Linked DNA regions of Homo sapiens: region 1 is linked to region 2. Evidence: chromatin contacts called from ENCODE Hi-C data. All regions are on one chromosome and are shown on one strand. The core of a region is the stretch at or near the end of the contact, and the rest is flanking DNA. Distances in the headings are between cores, read along the strand shown.

Region 1 (3,674 bases), core at 891-3,390, 3.2 Mb before region 2:
TACTGTAAGGAAGAGCTTTCTAACAACCAGAGCGCTCTCCAGTAATGGCTGCCTTAGCAAATACTGAGTTCCCGCTATTGGAATGTTCAGACTGTCGGGGACGCTGTGGGCCTTTGCGTGGTGTGGGGGGAGGGGGAGGGGCAGGGGATTCCCGTTTTTGGTGGGCGTTTGGATTTCATAACCACTTTACAATCCCTTCCTAGTGTCTGTGATGGAAAGAAAAAATGAAAAAATGAATTGTAAAATTTGAGTTGAAGTTTTTCCACCTTGAAGAAAAACCTAGGAGGGATTGCAATCTGCAAATTTCCAGAGTAGTTATCACGGGTGTGGTGGGGGTGAGGGATATTTGCTGTTCTCCATCTTCTCTGGGGACTGGGTCAGAGGAAATGCACTGAGCTGGCCGGAAAGAGAGAGGTTGGATATGGGAAAAAACTTCTCTGCAGGCAAGGGCCTGGGATCCAGACCTGGAAGATGGTTGTGGTATCTCCATTCCTAGGTAATCTCTCAGTACAGGCCACTCTCATGTGGAGAGAGGCCACGGCCGAGATGGCCTCCTAGACACGCTCGCATTGATTCCTGGTCTTTGTTTTACACAATCACAACGGGCAGGATGGTGTTCACGTGCGACAGTTCTCGCGGTTTAATATCGGTCAGCAAAGCTGTCCCCACCGCTCCAGCCTGGAGTCTAGGGTCGAGAAGGGCGGGGCGTGGCGAGGAGGTCTCAAGGGAGGTGCTGGCCTGACGGCCCCGCCCGTCCCGCCCTTCCCCGCCCCTCCCCGCCCAGCCCAGCCCTGCCCAGGCTAGCAGTCCTCAGAGCCTCCCGCAGCAGCGGCGAAAAGGGGTCCCCCACGGCCTCTAGGGGCCAGGATCCAGGGAAGGCCCGGAGACGGCGCCGATCCTCAAAGGGTCCCACACGCCAGCCACTGGGGACCGACCTGGAACCCTCCATCCAAGATCTCTGGAATCGCCGCTGAGTCAGCAACGCGCGCGCGCGCCCGCGGAGGCCGCGGCCCCGCCCCGGCCGCCTAGCGCCTGAGTTAACCCCTTCCTATACAGAGCCGCAGGATATTAGCCCTAAGAGGCCTCCACTGTATTCGGAGACCACAGAATTCCTTAGAATCCAAGTCAGTCTCCCCAGCTGAGTTCGGTGAGCTGTGAGCTCTATATTCGATTTTATTTCCGGCCTAGGTCTGCACCTTCCCAGAGTGCCTGCCTCAACTCCTTCACCTCGAAAAGGAGGTGAGGCCGAGTGCAGTGGCTCATACCTGTAATCCCAGCACTTTGGGAAGCCAAGCTGGGAGGATCGCTTGAGCCCAGGAGTTAAAGACCAGCCTGGGCAACATAGTGAGACTCCATTTCTACAAAAAATAAATTTAAAAAATTAGCCAGGCATGGTGGTGTACGCCTGTAGTCCCAGCTCCTGGAGAGGCTGAGGTGGGAGGATCCCTTGAGCCGAGGAGTTCGAGGCTGTAGTAAGCTATAATGGCTCCACCGCACCCCAGCCTGGGCAAGACAGCGAGACCCTGTCTGGAAGAAAAAAAAAAAAGGGTGGGGGAGAGCTGAATCAGACCGAGAAACTGGAGAAACTGGACTCCTTCTCCCCAGACGTGGAGGGCCACCTCCAGAGCTGTGTCCTCGCAGGTCTGGACATCCTCTTAGTAGCCAAGGCGTTTCCCTTTCTCAGGGACCCTGAGACGAGACAGGGGTTCAGAGAGCGGCAGTTGGGTTTTCCTCTGTCCTGTGCCAAAACTCCTCAACAGGGTTTTTAATTGGTTGGTGAGCCAAGAGTTAAAACAAGAGCCTGAAGGCGGGCTTCCGTGACGTCACTAGCACCCCGCGTCCGACCTCAGAGACTGGGGCGTGGCTAACATAGCCTCGTCCCCTCCCTCCCTGTTTCCCCGCCCCTCCCCGCTGTCACCAAGCCAGGGGCACATGATGCAACCCAACGCGGTTTCAGCCGTCTGATTGGTAGCCGCGCCCGGCGCCAGGCACAGGGATTGGACAGAGGAGACTGTGACGAAACCTGGACCCTGCCTAGTAAAGAAGGGAGGAGAGAAAGAAGAGAGAGGGGGGGCCCCCCGGGAGGGAGGGGGCCGGGGGGGCGGGGTCCCAGCTCTGTGCTCGCGCCCCCAGCGCGCCAGTCCCGGGGCTGCAGGGAGCGCAGCGCGCGCGGCCCGGGCCCCGGCCACCGGACGCCCTACCGGACACGACCCTCCCTGGAGCTTGGACAACTGCCCACCTCGGACGCTGCACCGGACACTGCCCCCCACAGGGCTGGACACTCCAACGGACACTACTTCCCAGCTCCGGACATTGCTCCCTCCTCTCCCGGGGCCCTGGACGCTTTTCCCCCTCCCCCCTCCGGGGGCCCAGACACTGAGCCCCCCTCAGCGTCTGGCTAGCGTCCCCTTGCACCCCAGCCCAGGACACTGCCTCCTCCCTGTCCTCTTCTCCCTTCTGCTCCTCCCACCTCATCTTTCCCCTGCTCGGGTCGGAGCCCCGCCAGTTCCTCCGACCCCCTACTGCTCGGCCGCGGCTGCCCGCGCCCCCATCCGCAGCTCCTCGCCCGGATGCCTCTCCCCGGGGGACTATGGTGGCTTCTCTGCTGCCGTCGAGGCTTCACTCTTCTGCACCGGGACTACGGGGACGGCGAGCTTAGCGGGGACGGGGACGAGGACGAGGACGAGGAAACCTTTGAGCTGCGGACCCCGAGTCCAGCGGGCGGCGGGAGGGTAAGTCCCGGGGGTTCGGAGCCTCGTCTCAATCACTCTCGCTGTAACCGGCCGTCACGCTGATCCGCTCCAGCCTCCAGCCACACGCTGCGCGCTTGGCGAACTAGGGATGAGGGAGAGTTTTTTGCCTGGGGGCCAAAGCCCCCGGGAGCTCTCGGAGCAGCAGCCCTACTCGGGATGTGCCTGTGGGCCTCCCGCTGCAGGCTGGGCGCTATCCACCTGCTGGGGGCCCTGAGGCAGGGGAGGCGTCACGCGTGGCCCGACCTGGCCCTGCCTCTCCCTTCCCCGCTGGGCCCGCGTCCCATCCCGTCTCCTTCCGCCTCCGCCAGCGCCGAGGAATGTGGCGAGGCCGGCTGGGCGGCTCGAACGCCTGGGTCCCCCTCCGCTCCCAGTTCGCAAGTGCGGAGGCCAGATGCGAGAGCTCCCGCTGCGGAGACCTGGACGAGGGGGAGAAGTCATCCCAGGATTGGGGTCTGTGGCGGGGACCCCAAGGAGAGGGAGGTGGGAGCTCTTTGAGGACCCCTCCTCATTACCCTGCCACTCAGGACAGAACTCTCGGCTTTCCCGGGTGAGGCTCCTGGGAAACCCCTGAGGGGATGGATGGTGAGGGACACTGGGCTGCTGCCTGGTTTTGTCGAATCTCCCCGTGGGGAAACGGAGGCACGATTGGTGTGGGAGACCTCCATCCCTTGACGTCTCCTCCCCCATCCCTCCTGCACACTGGCGGCCAGACTCCCGTGTGCTGTGGCCCGGGTCAGGCTCCCATCCCCCGCGCAGGGGTCCCCAGCAGGCCCAGTGGCTCGGTGCCCGGGTGGGGCGGGCTGCGCCGCCGGGGCCGGCGCCAGCACCTGGCGGAGGCGGAGGGTGGATAAATATAGAGGAGGGGGGAGGGAGGGAAGCAGGGCACTGCGATTAGGGGAGTTAGCCTAAGAGGGTGGTCAG
Region 2 (3,863 bases), core at 744-3,243:
CCAATGTGATTTTTAAAAATATAAAACTAAGCAACAGAAATAGCTAGACATGCTCTGGGAACTAGTATCAACTCCATCCACTCACTAAGCAGAAGCCTTTGACGTTTCTCACTCAGAAGCTTACAACTGAAGACCCCACCACTGGAAGTACCTACCTTTGGCGGTTTGAGGCCTATGTACTCTTCACTTCTCGAATTCTGGGTTAAGGGGAGACAGATTCACACACTGGAATGACTAGCCAACAGCAAAGTGTTCTAGTCAATGATGAACACTGCGGGCTTCCAGACAATGTTAACACGCTGAATGCCAATTCCTCGCAACCCACCCTAAATGAGGAAGGACTGTTAGACAAATAGCTCACCTGGGGAGTGGACTCCGACTCAGAGACCGCTTGCTCAGGAAAGGGCTGCTGGACCGCCTTCGACCATAGGGACTGGGCGATCGCCCGCTGTAAGAGCCACTTCTTTCGTAGCTGGACGACCGTCTCCTGCTATAGGGACTGACAGATCTCTGTCGCCTACTGTAGGGGCTCGGTGACCGGGTGCTGGACTGGTAGGCCGAAGGCTCCTTGTAAGGGGGACTGACCGACTGCCTTCTCGAGGTACTTCCAGGACTTTTCTTGTAGGAGTCATAATTGCTCGAGGTATGAGATCGTGAGGGACTAAGGTCATAATCTTGGCCATAAGAAGCTCCCGAGGGGCTATCATCTTGTTTGGAGCTGTCAGACCACTTCCTGTGGGGGCTCCTGGATCTCCGTTTTGGGCTGTCCACTGTTTTGTAACTTTTGGGTGTTTCCCTTTTTCGATGACTTTTACTCCGGTCTTTGTGCCCAGACTTCAGCTCCCGTTCTTTCCTGGTCTTCTCCTTGTGGAGCTTGGATGACCTGGATTCCTTGCTGCTGCTTTTGGCTACCTGCGCCTTCCCATAGTCATCAGTCTCCTCATTCGAACGCTTTGAACTTCCCGATATCCGGTCCTTCATCGATCCCGACTTGCTGGAGACTTCTTGGCTTTTTTCTTTTTCGGTCTGTTTAGCTTTTAGTAAGTCCCGGGAACGCCTGTGCTGGTGGTGACGATGTTTGTGCAGGCGGTCGCTCCGATCTGATCCACGACGTTCGTCGTTCTCCCTTCGGTCTAGTTTGAAGGCCATGTCATCGGAGAAGGTGTCGGAATCAGAGCTGATATCATCATACTCCACCAAAGGTTTGATAACTGTGCCCAGGGATGCTGCTTCGGGGGTCACCAACCCCATGTCTTTGGAGTGTTTGGACTTATGCCGCTTGTGCTTCGATACCAAGCGGTGACGCTCTCTGCTGTTAGAGCTGCCGCCTCCCGATGACGGCTGCAAAGTTCCAGAAGCTCCTCCACTCCCGTCCTTCTTGCCCCCATGTCTCTCTGAATTGGGCATTCCCTTTCCCCTGACCTGAAGAAGGGAAAAAAGTTCCCCAGCACTCCAAAAAGCAACCCCCACCCACCCCCCCAACCCCAACTCCACGCCCACCAAAGCGCCCCGGGAAGGGGGTGGGGAGGGCAGGGACGGTAGCCCAGGCTCCTCCTCCCTCCCGACGCCTCAGCACCCTTCTACATGAGGTGGGGGGTGAAGGAGCGAGGGAAGAAATGAGAGTTCCTCGGCAGTGGAGTTGCGAGACAACGGGGAGCTGCTCAAGTCTGTTTCCTCTTCTCCCTCCGCCGAGCCAGTCCTCAGGCCCGGGCGCCGGGGAGGTCCAGGAAGTGAGAAGCCGACGGCCCGGGGCTGTGGAGCCGACTCCAGCTCTGGGGCCCTGCGAGGACTACGCGGGCCCTTCCCCTACCCGGTAGCCCGGTTCAGGACGGCTTCCTGTCGCCGGGGTGCCGCGGCCTAGGTGCCTCACGCCCCCTTTGTCCCTCGCTCCTGAGGTAGCCCCCTTTCTTGCCTCCGTTTCACCTCCACACCACACACACTCTCTCCCTCACACAGACCCAGTCACACACTAGATTAAACCGAAACGGCACTTGGGGAAGGGGGGAGGGGCAATCCCAGAAATCGTCGCGAGAGTCCAGTAGCCTCTCGCGATGTTTCGTGCTTCGCTTTCACCTCATTCCCCTGCTTATCAAACAACGCGAGATCAGGTCCCAAACTAGAAACGCGTTTCACCTGAGTCTCGCGATGAGCTCCCGGAGCTCCCCGTTTGAGCAAAGCTTTATTGAAACGGAACAAACCGAGTTTTTTTTTTTTAACCAAAACTTTATCGGTAACTGATTAAACAAACACTCCCAGGCTCCGTGACAAAATAATTTCAACATCCTTTTTAACAAATCTTTTAACTACCAGGATGACTTTTTTTTGTTTGTTTTTTGTTTTCCTTTGAGACGGAGTCTCGCTCTGTAGCCCATCCTGGAGTGTTAGTGGCGCGATCTCGGCTCACTGCAACCTCCACCTCCTGGGTTCAAGCGATTCTCCTGCCTCAGCCTCCCGAGTAGCTGGGATTACAGGCGCCCGCCACCACGCCCGGCTAACTTTTTTGTTTTTAGTAGAGACAGGGTTTCACCATGTTGGCCAGGCTGGTCTCGACCTCCTGACCTCAAGTGATCCTCCCGCCTCGGCCTCCCAAAGTGCTAGGATTACAGGCGTGAACCGCCGCGCCGGGCCATTTTTTTGTTTGTTTGAGACAAGTTCTCTCTCTTTTGCCCAGACTGGAGTGCAGTGGCACGATCTCGGCTCACTGCAGCCTCCACCTCCTGGGCTCAAGCAATCCTCCCACCTCATCCTGCCGAGTACTTGGAACTATAGAGTCGCGCCACCACGCCGTGCTAATTTGTTTCTATTATTCGTAGTGATGGGGTTTCGCCATGTTGCCCAGGCTAGTCTCGAACTCCTAGACTCAAGCAATCCGCGATCCTTGGTCTTGAACTCCTAGAATGAAGCAATCTGCCCGTCTGGTCCTCCCAAAGTGGCGGGATTACAGGCTTGAGCCACCGCGCCCGGTTGAGATTATTTTTTACAGAGCAAAAGACAAATGTCGGGACATTTCAACCCAAGTCCCTGAGTGTTTTAACAGTGCTTCCCACATATAGGGTGTGTGCTACCTGCCAAGAATTTTACATACATTATCTCTAATTTTCACAATTATCCTGCAAAACACGAGATTTTCATCCCTGTTTTATAGAAAAGGAATCCCAGCCTCAGGGAAGTTGAATAATTTGGTCCAACAAGTGCCACAGTCAACATTCAAATTCATGTCTTTCTGAGACTAAAACACAAGCTCTTCCATCCTATGGTGTTGTCTCCTTACCAATCTTTGCTTCAAATCTCAGAACCTAAAAGCTCATCCCATCTTGAGATCCTCCCATGGCCGTTATTGGATAATTTAGCCTTTCATCCTCATACAAAAGATTATAATATGAACAAGAAAAGCATAGTATTAATTAACAAGAAAATAACACTATCTTACACTGGCCCCTCATTTATTACTTTTTAAAAAACTTTCGCCTACCTTAAGTCATTCCATCTTCACAACAGTCCTCTGAAATAGGTTGTATAAGTGAGAAAACTAAGGCATGGAGAAATGAAGGGGCTTGTCCAAAACGGAGAAGTTCAGCTGGTAAATTCAGGACCAGAAAACATTCTGAATTAAGGTAGTCTCAATTCTCAAAAATCACTCTCTGTAAATGTTCTTGTTCCTTTTGCTCACAGGGCGATCCAAAACATTTTTTTTTTTTAACCTAATTTTGTGTGTGTGTGTGAAGGGTCTCGCTCTGTCGCCCAGGCTGGAGTGCAGTGGCACAATCATAACTCACTGTAGCCTTCCCCTCATGGGCTCAGGTGATCCTCCCATCTCAGCCTCCTGAGTAGCTGAGACTACAGCCACAGGCCACCAGCCCAGC

Evidence for each region. A loop is a pair of places that touch in the nucleus more often than their neighbours do. Pooled maps may share reads with other maps.
Region 1: a map with no recorded cell type shows a loop between it and region 2 (9-fold over the local background). The contact joins the promoter of PLEKHH3 here to the promoter of CDK12 in region 2. A Hi-C loop is called at or near these places in 2 of 37 single-sample maps with no recorded cell type and 7 of 50 pooled maps.

The regions. Positions count from the first base shown.
Region 1 is chr17:42,675,460-42,679,133 of GRCh38, reverse strand. It overlaps PLEKHH3 (pleckstrin homology, MyTH4 and FERM domain containing H3), which reads left to right and starts at 2,140. Exons shown (of 13, transcript NM_024927.5): 1 at 2,140-2,732. The coding sequence starts at 2,571. It overlaps CCR10 (C-C motif chemokine receptor 10), which reads left to right. Exons shown (of 2, transcript NM_016602.3): 2 at 1-245. RefSeq lists silencers at 580-669, 1,020-1,099, 1,960-2,209, 2,300-2,359, 3,480-3,639 and enhancers at 488-987, 988-1,489, 1,470-1,549, 1,680-1,729, 1,750-1,849.
Region 2 is chr17:39,459,616-39,463,478 of GRCh38, reverse strand. It overlaps CDK12 (cyclin dependent kinase 12), which reads right to left and starts at 1,993. Exons shown (of 14, transcript NM_016507.4): 1 at 362-1,993. The coding sequence starts at 1,407. RefSeq lists enhancers at 1,212-1,341, 367-1,566, 1,732-1,791, 1,882-1,931, 1,292-2,216.